Regions from separate parts of the Homo sapiens genome. Here regions 2 and 3 are each linked to region 1. Evidence: read pairs that join two places in POLR2A ChIA-PET (ENCODE). Cell type or tissue: OCI-LY7. All regions are shown on one strand. Region 1 overlaps MYLK3 (myosin light chain kinase 3). Region 2 has its middle 9.2 kb from the start of GPT2. Region 3 overlaps PHKB (phosphorylase kinase regulatory subunit beta).

What was found. ChIA-PET counts read pairs that join two places held together with the same protein. Peaks named below come from ENCODE experiments on the same cell type or tissue, not always from the same donor. Only the 100,000 strongest peaks of a DNase experiment are listed, where the experiment ranks them.
Region 2: POLR2A ChIA-PET joins it to region 1 with 5 read pairs; 3 of 35 experiments call an interaction of 5 or more read pairs at or near these places.
Region 3: POLR2A ChIA-PET joins it to region 1 with 5 read pairs; 1 of 35 experiments calls an interaction of 5 or more read pairs at or near these places.

The regions. Positions count from the first base shown.
Region 1 is chr16:46,738,946-46,746,945 of GRCh38, forward strand. It overlaps MYLK3 (myosin light chain kinase 3), which reads right to left. Exons shown (of 13, transcript NM_182493.3): 2 at 1,112-1,202. Among named protein-coding and RNA genes, the nearest start is that of MYLK3, 5.4 kb to the right of the region's middle. RefSeq lists an enhancer at 4,390-4,439. In OCI-LY7, no CTCF peak of the experiment used is centred here; DNase peaks (open chromatin) are centred at 4,106 and 4,506; H3K4me3 peaks cover 1,353 bases; H3K27ac peaks cover 1,487 bases.
Region 2 is chr16:46,871,166-46,879,165 of GRCh38, forward strand. No RefSeq gene overlaps it. Among named protein-coding and RNA genes, the nearest start is that of GPT2, 9.2 kb to the right of the region's middle. In OCI-LY7, no CTCF peak of the experiment used is centred here; no DNase peak of the experiment used is centred here.
Region 3 is chr16:47,477,376-47,485,375 of GRCh38, forward strand. All of the region lies in intron 1 of PHKB (phosphorylase kinase regulatory subunit beta), which reads left to right. Among named protein-coding and RNA genes, the nearest start is that of PHKB, 20 kb to the left of the region's middle. In OCI-LY7, no CTCF peak of the experiment used is centred here; a DNase peak (open chromatin) is centred at 4,476.

The DNA of each region.
Region 1 (8,000 bases):
TTCTCCTGCCTCAGCCTCCTGAGTAGCTGGGATTACAGGCACATGCCACCATGCCCAGTTAATTTTTGTATTTTTAGTAGAGACAGTATTTCACCATGTTGGCCAGGCTGGTCTCGAACTCCTAACCTCAGCTGATCTGCCCACCTCAGCCTCCCAAAGTGCTGGGATTACAGGTGTGAGCCACCGTGCCCGGCCTCTTATTTTGAAGTAAAAAAAAATTTCATAGTGATGGAGTCTCACTATGTTGCCCAGGCTGGTCTCAAACTCCTGGGCTCAAATGATACTCCTGCCTTGGCCTCCCAAATTGCTAGGATTACAGGAATGGACCATTGCACCTGGCCTCTAGACTTCTCTTAATACGCATTGTTTTGTCTATTTGACTTTGGAACCACATAAATATCATGCAAAATTATACAAGAAAATTAAAGGTTAAGAAAGTAATCCATAAACATTTAAAGCATTTGAGTAACAAGTTGGTGGCATAGCCTGCACAGAAAGGTACTACAGTTGGCCCTTGAGCAACACAGGTTTGAACTGCACGGGTTCACTTAGACGTAGATTTTCTTCCTCCTCTGCCACCAAGACAACAAGACCAACCCCTCACCTTCCTCATCCTCCTCAGCCTACTCAATGTGAAAATGACAAGAATGAAGACCCACTTCCACTGAATGAATAGGGAATATATTTTATCTTCCTTGTGATCACCGTAATAACATTTTCTTTTCTTTAGCTTACTCTAAGAATACCATATTTAACAAGCATGTGTTAATTGCTTATTTATGTTATCAGCAAGACTTCCAGTCAACAGTAGGCTATTAGTAGTTAAATTTTGGAAGATTCAAAAATTATACTTGAATTTTCAACTGTGCAGGAAGTCAGTTCCCCAACCCCGAGGTGTTCAAGGGTCAACTGTATTCCAGGTGGTTTTGAAATGCAGCAATTGACTATGTGTCTCTGGTGGGATATATATGACAAAAAACCCTGCAAAAACAAGAAAAAAAGAAGCTTTGACAGTTGCCCAGGAATCATACTGTGGGCCGTGTTGTTGGGGCCTTTATTCTGAAGCTGTTGTGTCTGCAATGTTAGATAAAGCAAATGGGGTCCCACTCACCTTCCCCAGGCTCCCTGGCATCAGACTGCACCCCACTGGTGCTCAGCACATGCTTTGGTTTTCCTCCCTCTTCTTCCACTCGCTCTTTATTCTAAAATAACAACCATAAAAAATGTCATCATTATCATCAACATTGCCATTCAGGCCACAGACATTTGTTTAGCACCTCCCCCTTGTTTAAGATAAGGGCATTTAGATTACTTCACACAGTCTCACAGTAACATTGGAGAGTAGATACTGCAATTATCACTTTAGAGAGAAGGACACTGAGGCCTTCCCAACGTCATAAAATTTAAAAGAGGAGGCGCCCAGCTTCACACCCAGAACCACCTCCTTTTCCAGGGCTTCACCATATTCCCCATAAGGGATGAACCCAGCCCCCGATACAGGGTTCAAAATAGGCTGGACCCCAAAGGACTTAGACTACAGATGCAAAATAATCATTTAAAAATATATACATAAATATATATATATACATACATATATATATATATATTTTTTTTTTTTTTTTTTGAGACAAGGTCTTGCTCTGTCATCCAGGCTGCAGTGCAGTGGCACAATCTCGGCTCACTGCAACCGCTGCCTCCCAGGTTCAAACGACCCTCCCAGTTCAGCCTCCCGAGTAGCTGGGACTACAGGCATGGGCCAACATGCCCGGCTAATTTTTGTATTTTTAGTAGAGACAGGGTTTCACCATGTTGGCCAGGCTGGTCTCAAGCTCCTGGACTCAAGCTACTCTCCCTCCTCAGCCTCCCAAAGTGCTGGGATTACAGATGTGAGCTACCACGCCCGGCCAGAGATGGAAAATAATCTCAATATGCCAACCCAGATCAACTGGTCATGGCTACTACAGCATTGGTTTCGGTTGAATTCTGAAGTCAAATCCATGCTTAGGGGGAAACAGTGCCAAGGTCAATTAGTAATGTGTGCCTGGGAGCTGGGTTGGGGGATCCCATGGTCACCTCTTTACAGTGTAGCAGTGTAGCCAGGGGCATGGACTCTGGAGCCAGCCATGCTGGGTTTGAACCCCACCTTCACCACTTGGCCAAGATCCTTAAATTCTCTGCATCTCACTTTCCTCATCTGTAAAATGGGGATAATCATGTTATCAGCCTTGTAGAGTCAGTAGGAGGATTTGGGAGTAATGTGCAAATGTCCTAGAAGTGTGCCCAGCACATAGTGGGTGCTCAATAGCTCTGCTAATTTTGTCCTGCCAGGAACCAAGAGCTATCAGTGTTAAATGAGCCCAGTGTAAGGAACTGGCCCAGAGAAGCTCTCAGAAGCTTTTCCTTAAATCCAAAGGGTCCACACCAGACCAGTGCCTGGCCTGCCCATGCTTTCACCCATAAAACAGCCCAGAGCCATCAGTATGCTTAGTTAGTCCACACTCAAGCAAATATTTCCAGATGGTCTGACCTCTTGCAAGAGCATGGTGCTTCTGGGGTTTGGACCCTTCCGTGAAGTCCCTAAGATGAATCCTGGCACATGTTACAGCAGCAGTGCCAGCCACAGCCCAGAGCCTTGCTGGGCCCCCAGGCATAAGGCACTCACCAGTCTCCGGGCTTCTGTGGCCAAGGCAAGAGAGGCCGCTGTATCAGTGAGTGCCTTACACCTGGGGGCCCAGCCAGGGCCTTCCCCTGCCTTGCCACAGAAGCCCTTAATTAGAAGCCCAGAGGCCAAAAACAGCTCAGGACATATTTTGTTGGGCTTGCAATTTTTTTTTTTTTTTTTTGAGACAGAGTCTCGCTCTGTTGTCCAGCCTGGAGTGCAGTGGTTGGATCCCAGCTCACTGCAGCCTCGACCTTCCAGGATTAAGTGATCCTCTCACCTCAGCCTCACGAGTAGCTGGGACTACAGGCACGTGCCACCACCTCCAGCTAATTGTTGGTTGATGTTGTTTTATAGAGACAAGGTACTCACTTTGTTACCCAGGTTTAAATTTTTCAATTTATTCCCAACTTTTAAAATCTATGAGATTTTTACAGTCAGGATCCATTTTGGGGTGACAGAATTGTTTCCCATTTTTATTGTGGTGATGGTGACATGGATGGAAACATTTGTGGAGCTATATATTTGAAATGTGCATAGTTTGTGTGTATGTGCAGTTTATTATATGTAAATTATACCATCATAATTATTATGTAATTACTATACCTTAATAAACTCACTAGAAAAAAAAAAATCTAAGTTCCCAGCTTTTCTTTAAAAATCTGAGGATGGCGGGGCGTGGTAGCTCACGCCTGTAATCCCAGCACTTTGGGAGGCCGAGGAGGGTGTATCACATGAGGTCAGGAGTTCAAGACCAGCCTGGCCAACAGGGTGAAACCCTGTCTCTACAAAAATACAAAAATTAGCCAGGCGTGGTGACAGGCACCTGTAATCCCAGCAAAAACACACACACACACACACACACACACACACACACACACACACACAGAAAAAAACCTGAAGATCTGGCAACTCTAGGCCAAGATGGCAAAACTCGGCTAGGGCAGTCCCCTCTAAGCAGGGCACCACAGCTGTCCCAAATGTCTCCCCAACCCTAAGGTGGTGGTTCCACTGTTTGTCTACATCATGCCCCTCCTCTCAGTTACTACCTGCTCATTATTTTGCGATTCCAGGACACCAAGCTTTGACCTCTGAACAGTAAGGACATAGCACATGGAGAACACACAGCCCAGCACCGGCGTGGGGGAGGCACTTCATCAAAACTGCTCACTGCCGCTGTCACCATGATCACCAGCGTCATCAATGTGGCCCAGATCCCCTGCTCGGCAGACAGCTCCCCCTTATCCTTCTGCAGGCTCTGTCCTGCTGCCCCCGGAGCTGGGGGAACTGGAGGCATGAAACAGACCTCCTCCTCTTTTACCCACTGGCAGAAAGGGACTTGGACAGACTGTCCTTTGGCAGACCTTGTTGGGCTCAAACTGTCCTCTCCTTCCCTTATCTTTAGGGTAGGCAGGCGCATGCGTACGCACCCCCCACCCCCAGCTGGGTGCTGTCTTCAGGGCTCAGCCTTCTAGTCCCTGCCGTTTCTGTGCTTCCTCACACACCATTCTAGAAGACTGGTGCCTCTGAACACATATGCCTGGGGCTGTTTTCCAGGAGACCGCACCTGGCTTCCAGGGATCATCGAATTCACTGCTGGAACCAAATGAAGTGCTGCTGGGGACTTCTGAAGATCTCAGGAGGACCTTCAAAAAGTCCTGGCACAATTTTCAAATTTAACCGCCAGTTGCTAGGATTTAATTCCATTCCACAGATGGTTGCCATGCCCCACTCTCCCAGGAAACACAGTCCCCAAGAAGCCTCCATAATGCACGGCGTTCAGCACTGACGATGTGTTTAGCAGCTGTGGCTGTGTCTCAGTTCACCGCTCATTCTCTGAGCCCTTCCTGCAAGACCTGCCCTGGCCTCAGAACACGGAGGGAAGCAGAGGCTTCCTGTCAATGGGCCAATCAGCAGCCGACAGCCTGATGGGGAGCCTGGACCAAACCTAAAGACATTCCTAACATGTTTATTAAACGCCAGGACCAGAGGAGAAATCTAGCAAGTTCCAGTGGGGCAGGACAGACGGGAAATGGCACAAGAACTCAGAAAAGAGGAAGCTCTATGACTTCCCTTACCCAGAAATGCCTTCATGCAACACGTATAACAGCTAATTTCATTAATACATGAAGTGCTCTTACAAATCAATAAGAAAAAGGCAAAAAAACAAAATAGGAAAGAGGGGGAAAAGATATGAGCAGGCAGTTCACAGAAAATACAAAAGGTTTCAAACCTGTGAGTGATGTTCAGTCCTCTAGTAAAATAAATATAAATCAAAACTATGAGACATAAACCAAAACTAGCTTTGGTTATATTTGAAATTTTCCATAATAAAAACCTAAAATTTTTTCATAAGTTCAAAAGGTTAGCTTTAAGAGACATATAAATAATTGTCTTATCTGGGTCTGATACAAATAAACTGTAAATTTTATTTTATTTTATTTTTGTGAGATGGAGTCTCGCTGTCACCCAGGCTGGAGTGCAGTGGTGCAGTCTTGGCTCACTGCAACCTCCGCCTCCCGGGTTCAAGTGATTCTTCTGCCTCAGCCTCCCGGGTAGCTAGGACTACAAGTGCACGCCACCATGCCCGGCTAATTTTTGTATTTTTAGTAGAGACGGGGGTTTCACCATATTGGCCAGACTAGTCTCGAACTCCTGACCTCGTGATCTGCCCACCTTGGCCTCCCAAAATGCTGGAATTACAGGCGTGAGCCACCACACCCAGCTTTTTTTTTTTTTTTTTTTTTTTTTTAAGATGGTGTTTTTGCTCTTATTGCCCAGGCTGCAGTATGGTGGTGCAATCTTGGCTCACTGCAACCTCCAACCTCCTGGGTTCAAGCAATTCTCCTGCCTCAGCCTCCCAAGTAGCTGGCATTACAGGTATGCGCCACCATGCCCAGCTAATTTTTGTATTTCTATTAAAGACAGGGTTTCAGCATGTTGGCCAGGCTGGTCTCGAACTCCTGACCTCAGGTGATCCCCCCACCTCGGCCTCCCAAAGTGCTGGGATTACAGGCTTGAGCCACCTCGCCCAGCCTAAAATATTTTTAAAGTATAAGATAATCAGGGAAATTTGAACACTGAACTTCAGTAACACTAAAAAGTTATCATTTGGCCCAGTGCAGTGGCTCGTGCCTATAATCCCAACACTTCGGGAGGCTGAGGCAGGAGGATTGCTTGAGCCCAGGAGTTCAAGACCAGCCTGGGCAATGTAGTAAGACCCTGTCTCTAAATAAAAATAAATAAACAAAGTTATTCACTTTTTTAGGTGTGATGATAGTATCAAGATTATGTTTTTTAAAAGAGCCCTTATCTTTTTGCTATAAATGCTAAAACATTTATGAAAGAAATGATCCAACATCTCAGATTTCCTTAAAATAATCTGAAGGGGGAAGTGGGTGGGGAAAAGAGAAAAAAAAAAACATGCACAATAATTTCCCGTTTTCATTCACCAGAAAGGCAAAGAATCAAAAGCATTCCCACACCTTGATGGTAGGAGACTGATTTGGAGTAACTTCTTTGAAGGCTGACTTGCCTTTATCTGTATAAATTTACCATTTGGCTTGGTATTTCCACTGCCAGGAGTGTAACATGCAGATAAACTCACACTTGTGTTCAGTGACATACATCTATGGATATTCACTGCATCTTTATTTATAGTTGCTAAAAATAAGAAACAACAGAAACAAACGAGGATCTGGGCTGGTTAACAACTGAAGACACAGCCCCCAAAGGGAGTACCCAGATATATTCATAACGATATGAACATCAATCAATGCCCAAAATATATTAAGTAAAAAATTAGAAATCGGGGCCAGGACAATGTGAATAACATTTGAATTAAAATAAAACAATTCTGCCAGGAGCGGTAACTCACACCTGTAATCCCAGCACTTTGGGAGGCCAAAGCAGGCAGATCACTTGAGGTCAGGAGCTCAAGACCAGCCTGGCCAACATGGTGAAACCCCATCTCTACTAAAAATACAAAAAAATTAGCCGGGCATGGTGGAGGGCGTCTGTAATCCCAGCTATTCAGGAGGCTGAGACAGGAGAATCGCTTGAACCCAGGAGGTGGAGATTGCAGTCAGTCGAGATCGCGCCATTGAACTCCAGGGGTGACAGAGTGAAGCTCCGTCTCAAAAACAAACAAAAACAACAAAGCAGTTCTGGTGCTACAGATTGTGGGAAAAACAAAACAAAACAAAAGGGTGCTGTGGATACCAAACAAAAGGGTGCTCCAGATAGAGGCTTGTAGACACAGCCTCTATCTGGAAGGATTCAAAGGAACTCAGAATCCACGCTTGCCTAGGGGGCCAGGGTATTGGTGTTCTGGGGCCTGGGGGATGGAATAGGAAGGAGATGTATGCTCTTTACTCTACATGATTTTTTTTACTATGTGCATATTAATTTTGTTAAAGCTATTGATTAGATCTATTTTATTATTTACAGTCGTGACTCTGTATGTGCCAGGGATTGGTTCCCGGGCCCCCTCCACAGCAAAATCTATGGCTGCTCAAGTCCCTGATATAAAATGTCATGGTATTTGCATGTAACCTACACACACCCTCCCATACACTTTAAATCACCTCTAGATTACTTATAATACCTAATAAAATGTAGATGCTATATGAGAAGTTGTTATACTATTGTATAACAACTGTATTATTATTTAGAGAATAATGACAAGAAAGAAAAACCTGTACATGCTCAGTACGGACACACCATCATAGGACTAAGTACATTTTGATCCGAGATTTGATTGAATCTGCAGATGTAGAACCCACAAATATGGAGGGCTGACTATAATTAAATTAAATTTCTTTATTTTTTTTAAGAGACAGGGCCTCACTCTGTGGCCCAGGCTGGAGTGCACTGGCACAAACATAGCTCACCGAAGCCTCCATTTCCAGGACTCAAACAATTCTCCCACCTTAGCCTCCCGAGTAGCTAGGACTACAGGTTTGTGCCACAATGCCTGGTAAATTTATTTATTTATTTTTTGTAGAGACGGGGTCTTCCTATGTTGCCTAGGCTGGTCTCAAACTCTTGGCCTCAAGCAATCCTCCCACCTCGGCCTCCCAAAGCACTAGGATTACAGGCATCAGCCACTGCACCCAGCATAATTTTATTTTTTAAAGCCGGGCTTTGTTAGGGTCACACTGCCCTGCAGGCCAAGTCCTCAGAAAAGGCACGGTGCAGACAGCGGGGGCTAGGGAGAGGGGCAGCTCTGAAGGAGCTGCAGGGCAGGGAGGGGAAGGGGCAGCAGGGGAGCTCTGGCCTGGTGCGGGGAGGGGAGGCATGCTCCTGTCCTCGGCAGGCAGCCGACACAGAGTCAAGCACG
Region 2 (8,000 bases), 130 kb after region 1:
CAGCTAGATGAACACATCCAGCTCATCCCCAGCTTATGAGCTGGCACTTTTCTTTGCACTTGTAGGGAAGGAGCCTGTGGCCAGCAGCCCCTGGCCTCATCTGTCTGGGGCTTGCTTGCATCACTGCCGTATCATCTATCACAAACAGTCCTCAAAAGCCTATCCTTGGCTGGGTGTGGTGGCTCATGCCTGTAACCCCAGCACTTTGGGAGGGTGAGGCAGGCCAATTACCTAAGGTCGGGAGATCAAGACCAGTCTGACCAACATGGAGAAACCCCGTCTCTACTAAAAATACAAAATTAGCCAGGTGTGGTGGCTCATGCCTGTAATCCCGGTTACTCAGGAGGCTGAGGCAGGAGAATTGCTTGGACCAGGGAGGTAGAGGTTGCAATGAGCCGAGAAAACACCATTGCACTCCAGCCTGGGCAACAAGAGCGAAACTCTGTCTCAAAAAAAAAAAAGCCTATCCTCCTCTCCTGTCCTGGAATCTGGCTCTATGTTGGCCCCTTTCAGCCACGCTGGGACGCAGGGCACCAAGTCCCTAGTCTGCACACAGCACGGGGACCCTGGGCCTGGCCCACCAAACCATTTTCTCCTAGCCCTCCGGGCCTGTGATGGGAGGGGCTTCCATGAAGGCCTCTGACATGCCCTGGAGACATGTTCCGCATTGTCTTGGGGGTTAACGTTTGGCTCCTACTTACTTATGCAAATTTCTGCAGCCGGCTTGAATTTCTCCTTGGAAAATGGGTTTTTCTTTTCTATTACATGGTCACTGCAAATTTTCCAAACTTGAATGCTCTGCTTCCACTATAAAACTGAATGCCTTTAACAGAACCCATCTCACTTCTTGAATGCTTTGCTGCTTAGAAAATTCTTCTGCCAGATACCCTAAATCATCTCTCTTTGGAGTTCAAAGTTCCACAAATCTCTAGGGCAGGGGCAAAATGCCGCCAGTCTCTTTGCTAAAACATAACGAGAGTCACCTTTGCTCCAGTTCCCAACAAGTTTCTCATCTCCATCTGAGACCACCTCAGCCTGGACCTTATTGTCCATATTGCTATCAGGCTTTTGGTCAAAGCCATTCAACAAGTTTCTAGGAAGCTCCAAACTTTCCCACATTTTCCTTTCTTCTTCTGAGCCCTCCAAACTGTTCCAACCTCTGCCTGTTACCCAGTTCCGAAGTTGCTTTCACATTTTCGGGTATCTTTTCAGCAACGCCCCACTCTACTGGTACCAATTTACTGTATTAGTCCATTTTCATGCTGCTGATAAAGACATACCTGAGACTGGGAAGAAAAGTAAGTTGTTTTTTTTTTTTGAGACGGAGTGTTTCTCTTTTGCAAAGTAAAAATATGGTATTATAATCTTATGAGATCACCATTGTATACATGCTCTGTCATTGAAACGTTGTTATATGGCACACAATTGTATGTAAGGTGCTGAAAGAGAAAACCTGTCACTGATAATTCTACACCCAGCAAAACTGTTCTTCAAAAACAAAGAAGAGACTGGGCACAGTAACTCACACGTGTAATCCCAGCATTTTGGGAGACTGAGGCAGGTGGATTACTTGAGCCCAGGAGTTCAAGACCAGCTTGGACAACATGGTGAGACACCGTCTCTAAAAAATAATAATAATAATTGGCCGGATACAGTGGCTCACGCCTGTAATCCCAGCACTTTGGGAGGCCAAGGTGGGCGGATCACCTGAGGTCAGGACGAGACCAGCCTGGACAACATGATGAAACCCTGTCTCTGCTGAAAATACAAAAAATTAGCCAGGCGTGGTAGCAGATGCCTGTAATCCCAGCTAATCGGGAGGCTGAAGCAGGAGAATCGCTTGAATTTGGGAGAGCCGAGATCGCACCACTGGGCGACAGAGTGAGACTTTGTCTCAAAAATAAATAAATAAATAAATAAATAATAATATTAAAAATGAAACACAAAGGAGAAAATAGACATTTCTAAATAAACAAAAGCTGAGGAAATTTGTTATCACTAGACTCACCCTACAAGAAATGCTAAAGGGAATCCTTCAAGTTGAAATGCGATGACACCAGACAGTAACTCAAAGCCACATGAAAATATAAATTTCCATAGCAAAGGTAAATAGACAAATATGAAAACCAGTATTACTGTAATTTCTGTTTGTAACTATACTTAGGGGATGCTGAACACATCAATGTAGTGGGAGGGTGGCATGCTCAAGAGAGGGCATGGAAGCTCTGTGCCCCTCCCAGCCTCCCACGCCTTGTTCTTTGGCTGTTCTTGTTTTATTCTTTAAAACAAAACTGTAATAATGATTATAGCACTTTCCTGAGTTGTGTGAGTAATTCTAGTGAATTATTGAATACAGGGGGTAAGTCATGGGAACTCCCGAATTTTTAACCAGCTGGGCAGAAGTGTGGGTGCCCTGGGGACCCCACTTGTGGCTGGTGTCTGAAGTGGGGGCAGTCTTGTGAGACTGAGCACTGAACCCATGGAGTCCTAAGTTCAAGTCTTAGCTTTGCCACCCTAGCTATGTGATTTTTTTTTTTTTTTTTTTTTTTTTTTGCTCTGTTGCCCAGGCTGAAGTACAGTGGCATGATCACAGCTCACTGCAGCTTCGGCCTCCCAGGCTCAAGGGTATCCTCCCACCTCAGGCCCCTAAGAAGCTGGGACCACAAGTGTATGCCATCATGTCGGCTAATTTTTTTATGTTTTGGTAGAGATGAGGTCTTGCTATGTTGCCCATGCTGGTCTCGAACTCCTGGGCTCAAGCCTCCCAAAGTGCTGGGATTACAGACATGAGCCACTGTGCCCAGTCTAGCTATGTAATCTTGATAAGTAGCCCAACCTCTCTGAACATCAGTTTTCCTATCTGTATAATGGCGATAACGGTGGTATGTCATAGGGTTCTTCTAAGGCATCTATGAGATGATGCATTAAAGCACTTGGGGCAGTATCCAGCACATTAAAAATATCCAATAAGGCTGGGTGTGGTGGCTCAATGCCTGTATATAATCCCAGCACTTTGGGAGGCCGAGGAGGGTGGACCACTTGAGGTCAGGAGTTTGAGACCAGCCTGGCCAACATGGCGAGACTCCATCTCTGCTAAAAATACCAAAATTAGCCAGGCATGGTGTCAGGGCACCTGTAATCCCAGCTACTTGGGAGGCTGAGACACAAGAATCGCTTCAGGCCGGGCGCGGTGGCTCACGCCTGTAATCCCAGCACTTTGGGAGGCCGAGACGGGCGGATCACGAGGTCAGGAGATGGAGACCATCCTGGCAAACAAGGTGAAACCCCATCTCTACTAAAAATACAAAAAAATTAGCCAGGCGTCGTGGCAGGCGCCTGTAGTCCTAGCTACTCGGGAGGCTGAGGCAGGAGAATGGCGTGAACCCGGGAGGCGGAGCCTTCAGTGAGCCCAGATTGCGTCACTGCACTCCATCCTGGGCGACAGAGCCAGACTCCATCTCAAACACAAACAAACAAACAAAAGAATCGCTTCAACTGGGGAGGTGGAGGCTGCAGTGAACCAAGATCATGCCATTGCACTCCAGCCTGGGCAACAGAGCACGACTGTCTCAAAAAAAAAAAAAAAAAAGTCCAAAAGTCCAGGTGCAGTGGCTCAATGCCTGTATGTAATCCCAGCACTTTGGGAGGCCAAGGCAGGAGGATGGCTTAAAGCTCAGGAGTTTGAGACCAGCCTGGGCAACATGGCAAAACCCCATTTCTATTAAGAAAATATATTTTAAAAGTCTAATAAATATTACCTATAAATGTTATATAATATTATTATTAATAAAGCTGGGGGTGGGATGGAAAGAGAGCATAAGGAGGAATAGCTAATGGATGCTGGGCTTAACACCTAGGTGATGGGTTGATCTGTGCAGCAAACAACCATGGCACATGTTTACCTATATAACAAACCTGCACGTCCTGCACATGTACCCCAGAACTTAAAATAAAAGTTGAAGGAAAAAAAAAAAAAAGAAAGCTTTGTGCCAGGCCTACCTGGTGCTAAACCCAAATCATAGATAATACTCTAGGTAAATAGTTCTGCCCGTTTCTTCTGAAGAATGAATAAGAACTAGAATTCACACTTTAGGAGACTGAGGCGGGAGTATCACTTGAGCCTAGGAGTTTGAAACCAACCTGGGCAACATGGCAAGACCCTGTCTCTAAAAATTAAACATAAAAAATCAGCCAGGTATGGTGGCAAACTCCTATAGTGCCAGCTACTCAGGAGGCTGAGATAGGAGAATTGCTTGGGCCCAGGAGTTCGAGGCTGCAGGGAGCCAGGATCATGTCACTGCTCCAGCCTGGGCAACAGAGCAAGACCCTACCTCTAAAAAAAAACAAAAAATAGAGGCCGGGTGCAGTGGTTCACGCCTGTAATCCCAGCACTTCGGGCAGCCGAGGCGGGTGGATCACGAGGTCAGGAATTCAAGACCAGCCTGGCCAACATGGTGAAACCCTGTCTCTACTAAAAATACAAAAATTAGCTGGATGTGGTGGTGCGTGCCTATAATCCCAGCTACTCAAGAGGCTGAGGCAGGAGAATTGCTTGACCCGGGAGGCGGAGGTTGCAGTGAGCCGAGATCATGCCACTGCACTCCAGCCTAGGCAACAGAGCAAGACTCCATCTAAAACAAAAAGAAAAAGAAAAAAAGAAAGCAAAGAAAAGAAAAGATACCAAAAAAACTAGAATTCAAAAAAATAAAAGTATAGGCCGGGCGCAGTGGCTCACGCCTATAATCCCAGCACTTTGGGAGGCCGAGGTGGGTGGATCACTTAAGGTCAGGAGTTCGAGACCAGCCTGGCCAACATGGTGAAACCCCGTCTCTATTGAAAGAACACAAAAATTAGCTGGGCATGGTGGTGGGCACCTGTAATCCCAACTACTCAGGAGGCTGAGGCAGGAGAATCACCTGACTCCAGGAGGCAGAGGTTGCAATGAGCCGAGATCGCACCATCGCATTCCAACCTGAGCGACACAGTGAGACTGTGTCTCAAAAATAACAAAAACAAAAAGAATAAATGAGAACTACAAAGCATAGGGCTTATGGTATTGTATGATTATTTTTTTCTCCTGTTTCTAGGTCCCAAAACTATTTTGTGAGCTTCTCTAGTTGAAAAATTCTGTGGCTTTATGAAAATATCTAGGAAAACTAGATAAGTAAACCTTTTGGAAATACTGATTTGAGCCATTGCTTAATATTTTGTCTGTGTTTTAGCACATTCAACAGCTGAAATCACTTGAGTTTGCAGATAAGGATTCTATTAGTCCCTTGGGGTGTTTCTGAAATTGTTTCCATATGTCTTCCATGGCGCAAATAAGAGTCCTCAGATCCCTAAAGATCAGGAAGCAAGAAATCAAGGAATATGGAACAACAAACACCCTCTGAATGAAAGGTTTTATTTGCTCATGAAGCTTATACAATTGTTCATTCGCTACAGCTCTTCCAGCCTCTCCTCATTCTCCGAAACCACCTGGATTTGGTTGAGTGCACTGCCAAGACCGAAACGTGCCTGCCAGTGCTTTGAAATGTTATCAATGCAGTACTGAATTGTAAACACCACTTTTGTAAAATGTCTTTACTCAGTTTTAACCTCTGTAAGTTACATAAGAATGTGTCCCTTGTTTGTGTATAGCTTAGCTTAGTATCATAAGTTTATCTTTAATCCACTTTGAACGTCATGGTGAGAGCATTGGGATACATGTGTCCCGGCTATTAGCTCACCTAAACTAATATTTGCTTGTTAGAGGCAATGATTTGCTTCAAGGAGACTCAGAGCAAGTAGGATCTCAACGAAATTTCCCTGACCATCCCCTAAAAACTTGAGCCTGACTTAAATTAAAAAAAAAAAAAAAGAAGGCCGGGCACAGTGGCTCACACCTGTAATCCCAGCACTTTGGGAGGCAAAGGCGGGCGGATCCCTTGAGTCCAGGAGTTCAAGACCAGCCTGGGCAACATGGCAAAAACTTGTCTCTATGTAAAAACAAACAAACAAAAAAAAATGAGGCCTTCATTTAGAAAGAAAAACATGGGCCAGGCGTGGTGGCTCATGCCTGTCATCCCAGCACTTTGGGAGGCTGAGGCGGGCAGATCATGAGGTCAGGAGATCAAGACCATCCTGGCTAACACGATGAAACCCCATCTCTACTAAAAATACAAAAAATTAGCTGGGTGTGTTGGCGGCACCTGTAGTCCCAGCTACTTGGGAGGCTAAGGCAGGAGAATGGCGTGAACCGGGGAGGCGGAGCTTGCAGTAAGCCAAGATTGGGCCACTGCACTCCAGCCTGGGCGACAGAGCGAGACTCCATCTCAAAAAAAAGAAAAACACGAAGGACAAGGATTAAAGCTAACTAAAATGTAGGAGTTGGAGGGAGATTCCAAGCAAATACCCAAATACCTTCTAACACCCCCAGAAACTGCTCAGTCGCCATCTCTGAAAAAGGCCACAAACACTCTAAGATTTACACTCTTTCTCTTTTTAAATTATCTTCCATCACACAGGAAATCCTTATTCATATTATAATATGGTAAGATGTACATAAAATTTTCTATTTTAACTATTTGGGGGTGTACAGTTCAGTGACATTATATACATCCACATTATGCAACCATAACCACTGTTCATCTCCAGAACGTTTTCATGTTGCAAACTGAAACTATGTACTCATTAAACAGTAACTCCCAGCAGGGTGCGGTGGCTCATGCCTGTGATACCAGCACTTTGGGAGGCTGAGGCAGGCGGATCACAAGTTCAGGAGATGGAGACCATCCTGGCTAACATGGTGAAACCCCGTCTCCACTAAAAATACAAAAAATTACCCAGGCATGGTGGCATGCACCTGTAGTCCCATTTACTTCGGACGGAGGAGAATCACTTGAACCCAGGAGGCGGAGGTTGCAGTGAGCCCAGATTGTGCCACTGCACTCCAGCCTGGGCGACAGAGCGAGACTCTGTCTCAAAAAAAAAAACAAAAAAACAAAAAAAAAACACAAGAAACAGTAACTCCCCATTCCGCCTCCCCCCAGCCCTTGGTAACCTCTATTTTAATTTATTATTTATTTACTTTATTTTTGGTAGAGATAGGTTCTTACTATTTTGCCCAGGCTGATATCAAACTCCTGGGCTCAAGGGATCTGTCTGCTGTGGCCTCCCTAAGTGCTGGGATTACAGGTGTGAGTCACCACACCTGGCTGGTAACCTATATTTAAATTTCTGTCTCTATGTATTTGCCTATTCTGGGTACCTCAAATAAGTGGAATCATACATACTTATCCTTTTATATCTGGTGTATTTCACTTTACATAATGTCTTTAAGTTTCATCTGTGTTGTGGTATGTGTCACAATTTCCTTCCTTTTTAAGGCTGATTAATATTTCTTTTTTTTTTTTTTTTTTGAGACAGAGTCTTGCTCTGTCGCCCAGGCTGGAGTGCAGTGGCACAATCTTGGCTCACTGCAACCTCCACCTCCCGAGTTCAAGCAATTCTCCTGCCTCAGCCTCCCGAGTAGCTGGGATTACAGGCATGCGCTACCATGCCTGGCTAATTTTTGTATTTTTAGTAGAGACGAGGTTTCACCATGTTGGCCAGGCTGGTCTTGAACTTCTGACCTCGTGATCCGCCTGCCTCAGCCTCCCAAAGTACTGGTATTACAGGTGTGAGCCACCACATCAGGCCTGACTAATATTTCTTGTGTATATATACCACATTTTGTTCACCCATTCATCTGTCAATGGACATTTGGGTTGTTTCCACCTTTTAGCAGTTGCCATAATGCCATAATGAGCATTAGTTTATAATTATCTGTTCAAGTCTCAGCTTTCAATTCTTTCGTGATATACCCAGAAATGGAATTGCTAGATCATATGACCATTCTAGGTTTCTTTTTTAAAATTTATTTATTATTTTAAAAATTTCTTAAAACGTTGAAAGTACATTAAACAAAAAGAAAAATTAGTTACCAATAATCCCACCACTCAAAGATAACCACCATTAAC
Region 3 (8,000 bases), 740 kb after region 1:
GAATGAATTAATTAATCATGTTCGAAGATTAGTACAGTTTTGGTTCAGAATGAACTTTCCAGCACTATGTGTTGTCTAATAATTTAAACTTTTTACTTGGTGAATAAAATTCAGTTTATTTATTTTCCTGCAGGTTTTGAATAAGAACATATTTTCATAGTAAAAAAAAGTCTTCTACTGGTCAAGTCCGAAAAGTTTCAAAATTCAGACTCATAAAATAAATGTAATAAATATAACAAAATACTGACCTAGGTTTATAATAGCTTTATGACGTGGTGAGGGCACTTTTGATTTTTCTATTAAACTGTGGACAGCATCTCCAAGGCCAAACTACATGGCTCTGACTGCTTTTACCCCTTGTATACAAACTTTGAGCTATCTCTGTGTACTGATTTTTTCTTTCCCTGAAGAGAAAATGGAAGAAATCACATAGATTATTCATCTACATTGTAATCCAAATGTAAGTCACCAGTAGCATGTTTATTCCTTCATGCATAGGGTGAGTCAGTGCTATTTAATAGGCCTTGTGTGTCATAGTGTGAACTTTACCTAAGATACCGAGGAATTTGAACTTAACCATTTAAATTTCAGGAATATGGTAAAGAAAGAGAAAATTATATACTTTTAAATAAAATAGAGAAAAGCTTCCTAAATCTTGCCATCTAGAGTAAGTTTCAGAATAAGAAGTGATATAACATCTATTTCTGGAAAAGTCTTGAACATAGTGCTAAATAATGCACTAGAGAAAAAAATCTATGTTTTTACCTTAGACCTCTTTAAAGCAGAGTCTAGCAATTATCATGTATTTAATTTACAAGATGAGAGTTATTTTTATTCTTGTGAACTGCAGTTGTCTTCAACTAATATGGTATTGAAATGGAAATAGAAAGAAGTGAAATCTAGGTAAAGGACAGATGCGTCAAGTAACATGACAGCTGAAATGGTTCATTTACATGGCTGACATGGACAGAGTGCAGCGACCAATACCAGAATTGCTTAGAAACCCCTTCATATTTTGGGGAAAATTGTCATTAAAGCAGTATTTCTGATTTAAATGTTACCTTGGAAGCAGGTTATATATTGCTGTGAAATTTTTTTTTTTTTTTTTTTTTGCTTTACCTGAAAAAAAGAAACAAAGCATATTTCAGTGTTTAAATCCTAGGTCTTCCACTTGCTACCAGTGTGACCTTGGTTAAGTTACTAAACCCCATTTAAAAAAAAATCTTTAGAATGATAATGATAGTACCATTATTATTAGGAGAGTTATTGTGAGGATTAAATGAAATCATATGTAAATAGCTCTCAACAGTACTTTGCGTGTGGTAAATGCTCTGATATTGTTAGTTCTTATTAGGATGCTGATAATCATACTATAATGATATTATTCTTAACCTTTTTGAGCTCTTTGGTTAAAATTAAATTTATGTGTTTATATTCATTCTGGCATGTTGCATATTGACAGCACCCACTAAGCATGGTGTTCTGGGCACACTGGTGAATTACAGTAGCATAAAGAAATGACCTTGTCCAGAATAAACAGACCAAAATAATGAATGTATTTTAAAAATATCAGATCCCTGAATAGAGTCTGGAGATCTTGTTTTTGGTGTTGGTTTTATGCTTAACAAGCTCTGCATCCTTGAGCAAGTTGTGAATTCCTTCCACGAAATAAGGGACTTAGACCAGATACTTGTTAATATTTTTTTCTGCTTCAAAATATTATGGCACTCAATCATTGACTGTCGGGGGAGTTAGGGGAAAGTACTTATACGGTTTTAGGGCCGAGGCTGGATGATTTCAAGGTAGATCTTACAAGGTGGAGAACTGATTGTGATTGTGAGAGTTGAGCTGATGAGATAATAGCTTTGGATTTGTCAGTACGGTGATGCAAAGATCTTAAAGCAAGCTTTGATGAACAAGATGTTAGTTTTGATATTTAAGCTGTTTTAGTTGGTTCATGATCTTACTTTCTAGGGATTGTAGAGCTAGATTTTCCTAAGACAACAAAGCTGCTGTCTAATTTTGATCTCTGGCATCTTCAACATCTCACACCCTCTCTTCTTCCCTCCCCTCTTCTCTCTCATTTTTTTTTTTTTCGCAAGATAGTAGTACTATCACTGTAGAGCCTTGGATCTAATTAAATTCAGATCCAGTTAAGCGGGTTTGGGATAGGGCCTGAGAAACTGCTATTCTAACAAGCTCCCAGGTGAGGCCCTTGCTGCCTGTGGATGGCCTGCACTTTGAAGAGCAGAAGTCTATCTACAGCATCATATTTGTTGAGCAGCAGTCCTTTGTGCCATCTTCATCTCTTCTTTGTCTTCTAATTCAGATTGCAGATCTTGGGCTCTGAATTAAGCATCCTCATATTCCAAACTTGAACTTAGTCTTTGAATAAATATGTCATTATCTGCATCCCTGATTCCCACTGGGCATAACCCCACAGTTCCTGGGTGTGATCCATGGCTGTTTTTGCAGCTTCCTTTCACTGGTATGGCACTCTGCTTCTGTCAGTTTGCTGGTGTACTCCAGGTTCTGACTTCTGGCCTGGATTTACCTGGCCCAGATCCTTTTACTCATCTGAACCCACTTCAGGGTTCCATGTTGAGGCCATTGCTGTACATTGCTATAAACGTTAAAATTTCCAACTGTTGCTCTTGGAAATGAGTATATATATATACATCTCCTGTCTCATCTGTTTATCGTTCATGACTACAGTAATTAGTGATCCCTTCTGTGTCCTGAGGATCATGTAGTTCTCCTTTCAGTAGGGAGCTCTGCTTCAGGATGTAATGACTGCCTCCATTTTCAGAGAGTTGCCTAACCAATTGAATGGAAATCAGAGGTATAACTGGTTAGCACTAGAAGTTAAGCTGATTTCCGCCCGAGTCCAGTTTATTTTTCCACATGTGTATCTTTGAGAAACTGATGTGCTAATTGCTTAAAGGTCTTTGTGGAGGCTCTTTCTGATGCTGGTGGGATTGGGTTCCTTCCAGCCTCTTTCATATTTCATGCAGCTTATAATTTAAAAGAGAACAATAGTATTAAACACTGGCTTTAGAAGTTCTTTTTTTCCTAAGTATCCTTGTAAGATTCAACAATATTATGGAATGACCGTAAAAATAGTGGTAGGTGCTTCAAGAAATATAATTTTCTTTGAAAAGTAGAGGAAACAGCAAACAGTCTTCAAACTAACTACAAAAAACTGACAAGTTCAAGGCTGATTTCCATTGTAGTTTCATGTTACAGAAGTAGTTTAGTTTCATTTGCTGTAGTATAAGCTGAGTACCTTCAATATCCATTGTCATAACTCCAGTTTTCATTTCAATTTTTTGCTGCAATAAAATTCTTATAACTAAATTATAATGCAAATTAAAGTACTGCAAAATTTTAATAGACGTAATGTTCACCCATAGTCACATTCTTTCAGTTTCGTATTACATAAAAAACTAATAGTCCATAAAAATATGGTAAAGTTAAGCTACACTTAGAATAGACATGAAAAAAATTTTAAGCCAAACTAGATGGTCTGAATAGCATATTGAATGATGAATTAGAACTTAAAGAATGCCTATTATAGCTTTCCAGTTCTGTAATTTTAAATGTATTTATTAGAAAGTAGATTAATTTACATTTTGATGTCTTCATTATAATGTGGATGTGACAACTTCGTACTCATTTTATACTTCTCTATGAGATATTTGGTTCCTCTCCCAAGGGTCGTGAGTTTGCTTTGTCTCCCACAGAGACAGCATGGTTTTCTGGGATGTTTGACAACTAGCTTTAGTTAGGCATGACGGTTGTTAGTGACTTTTCGTGAAATTAAGGTTAGCTCTGAATAGTCATGCTTCAGAAATGATCATTCATTTTGGTTATGAAATTTTTCTTGAAGACTTATTAGCATCACTCCTGTGTAGCACAGGGTCATATTTTATTGGCGCTTTTATCCCTCATCTGACATAATTAATGCTCTTCCCTCTGGCATGGTTAGAAAAAGTGGTAATCTTGGTTTTCTGCAGCTCCTGCTCATAATCACTAAACTACCCATTGCAGCCCAAGGCTGCTTTAACTTCACATTATTTCACTTAGTTGTCTTTTTCTGTTTTTAAAAATTACTGATTATTTAATTTGCTGATTTAAAAATCATTATGTGGGTCATCCATTCTTGGATTGATCAAGAGGATTCTGACATTAACCTGACAAAGCCAATTAATCCAGAAACCATTGGTTTCCCACATTGTGCCCCAGTCCTGTCCTAAGTGCTGAAGTAGATGACAAAATTTAAGGCAAAGAAGAGAAGACAATTCGTATTTAATATGCACTGTGTGTTGCTTTATTTAAAATATTTCACTTAAGCCTCACAACATCCCTGTGAGGTTATATAATTTTCTCCACTTTTCAGATGAGAAGACCTAGCTCAGAGAGAGCCCAGGTCTTGAAAGTTACAAAGTGATACAGCTGTGATTGCAGCCCAGTTCTTCCTGTTTTCAAAACGCTTGTTGTTTCCATGACCTTTTAGCTATGAAGACCTTCCATGACCTTTTAGCTATGAAGACCTTCTGTGACCTTTTAGCTATGAAGACGTTCTCCCCTCCAGCAGTTTGTTGATACTCTGAGGGCTGGGGTAGGGGAAGGCAGTTTCTCTCTTTTACTTGATTTAACATTGGGTTTAACCTTATTCACTAAAGAATGAAAGCTGGCTTGTGAAAAATGTGGCTTGGATTCCGTATGAGAAAGTTTGGTCAGTTAACGATTATACTATAGGTAGGTCTTTGCAAGGCACTTCCTTAGACGGATTCTCAGGACAGCATTGGAGCAAATCACTGAAGTCTAGGGGTTGTACGTAAGTATAGTGTGGGAAAGGCTAATGCCATCTCTTCCTTGTTTCACTTAGCCAATAAACAAAACTTCAGTGTGTTTCTATTGGAAGAAAATTAACTAGCATTCATTACCTACAAACTCTGTACTGTCCTTCAGAAGTATATCTAGTTTTATTCTGGTTTTTATTTACAGTCAGCTTACTTTGCTAATTTATAGTTTATTGTGTTTTTTCCTGCTAACATTCAAGACTTCCCATATTCATTTTAATTATACAGATTATAATTTCTATACAATTTCTAATTGTAGTAGTAACATTCACATTAAATGTACTGCTGAATTTTGCCAAGACAAGAATATAGAACAGGCTTCATCAAAGTGTAAATGAGAAGTGGAAATGGTTTGGGTCTATTTTTCAAAATGCTGAATGACTTGAAAGTATTACTTCTGTACGACTTGCGTAGAATAATGTATGACACAATAAAATGCCTAATATAACATCTTTATCAGTATAATAACAAGACATAATACAATTAATTTTTTTTTTGAGATAGGTTCTGACTTTATCACCCAGGCTAGAGTGCAGTGGCAGTGATCTCCGCTCACTGCAACCTCTGCCTCCTGGGCTCAAGCGATTCTCCCACCTCAGCCTCCCATGTAACTGGGATTGCAGGCACACACCACCATGCCTGACTAAATTTTGTATTTTTAGGAGAGATGGGGTTTTGCCATGTTGTCCAGGCTGGTCTGGAGTTCCTGGGTTTAAATGACCCACCCACCTTGGCCTCCCAAAGTACTGAGATTATAGGTGTGAACCACCATGCCTGGCCTATTAAATAATTTCTTTTTTTTTTTTTTTTTTTTTGGAGACAGAGTCTCATTCTGTCACCCTGGCTGGAGTGCAGTGGCGTGATCTCAGCTCACTGCAACCTCCACCTCCTGGGTTCAAGCGATTCTCATGCCTCAGCCTCCCGAGTAGCTGGGATTACAGGCGCCCACCACCACACCCAGCTAAGCTTTGTATTTTTTGTATTTTTAGTAGAGACGCGGTTTCACTATGTTGGCCATGCTGGTCTCAAACTCCTGACCTCAGGTGATCCACCTGCCTCGGCCTCCCAAAGTACTGGTATTATGGGTGTGAGCCACCACACCTGGCTCTTTCTGTAAAGATTTAAAGTAGTATATAGTGAAGTTCTTTTCCCCTCCATATAATTCAGTTAATATGGTGAACTAAGACTCTGTCATTTAAGCCTTAGAAGTTTGGAATTTTAAATTTTTACTTGTAGTATAAGTATGAAATAATGACCCTGAGTTTCTCTTGAGAAATCTTATTATGTGTTCAGATTAGTATTATTCTCTATAAAGTGATCCACTTGTAAGGCTACATACGTTTATTCTAGTGGTGCTGCCATTGGTCAAATCGTTTTTTAATCATCTTTTTATATCATTCCCATCTCCGTTTATAAGCAATAGAATAACAGAACATAAGAGAATAGAATAGAACACACTCAATAGAAGAGAACAATGAATTACCTTATAGTTATAGTTAAGGTTATTGATGAGTGAGTCTTCACTTCATCTGCACTGATTCGTCACCTTATTCATTGTGGCTGAGTCACAGTAACTTTTGGTAAGGTTTAGACATCAGAGTATAGTAATTTCATTTTGTTAGTAAATACTTATTAAGCACTCACTATGTGCCAGGCACTGTTGGCACTGGGGTTACTTTGGTGAATAAAACAATTGCCATTTATAACATTAAATAACCACTTCTAAATGCATTTGTTTCCTAAAAAGGAGTTCCAAAACTTTATAGAAAGATTAGAATTGTCAGAATACAGCTCTGACCTCACAGAAATCATACAAAATCATAGTATATTATGGGAAGGTAGTATAAATAAGAAAGGAAAATGAAATAGCTAGTTGAGTGATTGCTATTCATAAGGTCAACACATGAAACATCAACCAGGTTTAATATCCTGAAATAGATTTTATAGGCCATGTTCTTTCTCTAAAGGTCACTGGAAGAACTTAATACCTTTTTATTAAAAATAAAATGGGAATGGTGGAATGGGCTTTTCACATATTATTTGGATAAGTTGAATAGGCAAATTTTGCTTCCTTTTTATGAAGTTATATTATTTCATATTTGCCATTTCTTATTTTACATGTGAAATATGTTTCTTACCCACCTTGCTATCCATCATGGAGAAACGTAGACTCTAAATCTTGAGGGTTCAAATGAAGTATAATAATAAATAGGAGTTGTTAAATAAAAGTATGTATATATGTATGTATGCATATACAAATAATTTTGGAGCAATCTCCTGTTTAAAGCAGAAAGTGAAAGCAAGGATTAAAGGCTCAATGCTTCTCAGTGAAGCATTTTTTTTGGTGAGGTTTCATAGTATAAGGAAAAGTGCACATGTACAGTTTGTCTTCACAGAGCCCTGTTTTCAAATTCAGACTGCCATTTAATAACTTCTCTGTGCCTCCATGTGGTATGACAAAGCCATTGTCATTTATTTATCTAGAGATACCAGTCTCACAGCTTTGTCAGGATGATGGGATGGAATAATGTATATAAACTATCTTGTGCAATGCATAAGTAGTTAGGCATTCAAATTTCCTTTTTCCATTTAAAAAATTGCACAAGTAGTAAATGCATATAATATTTTCATATAGCATTTTTACAATCAGAACTATAAAGAATAAAAATCACACTCCTTTCCCTAGTGGTAATCATTTTTAACAATGTGGTGTGTATCCTTCTAGGCATTTTAAAGTACTTAGTTATCTATATATGCATGTACATTTCAAATGTTATACATATATAGTTATTGTTGCTTAGCTTTTCAACACCTAGGATCATGCTAAACATCTTTTCTTCTGTAACATTACTTTTCCACACTGTATTTAGTCTTTCATAATCATATAGAACTACCTTATTCCTTAAACTGTCTTAACATACTTCATTGAATGAAGGTGTCATAATTTATTTATTTATTCCTCCATTGAGAGCACATTTATTCCATAATATTTTAAATTTCGGTGTATGGTGGAACTGTGCAGAAAATAAATCATGGTTTAAGTTTTGTTTCTTTTGTTCTCAAAGAGATATCAGTCATCTTGAAGATGCTCACAGTGCTGAATCTATGTATAGTATATTCAAATCTTTTTAACTA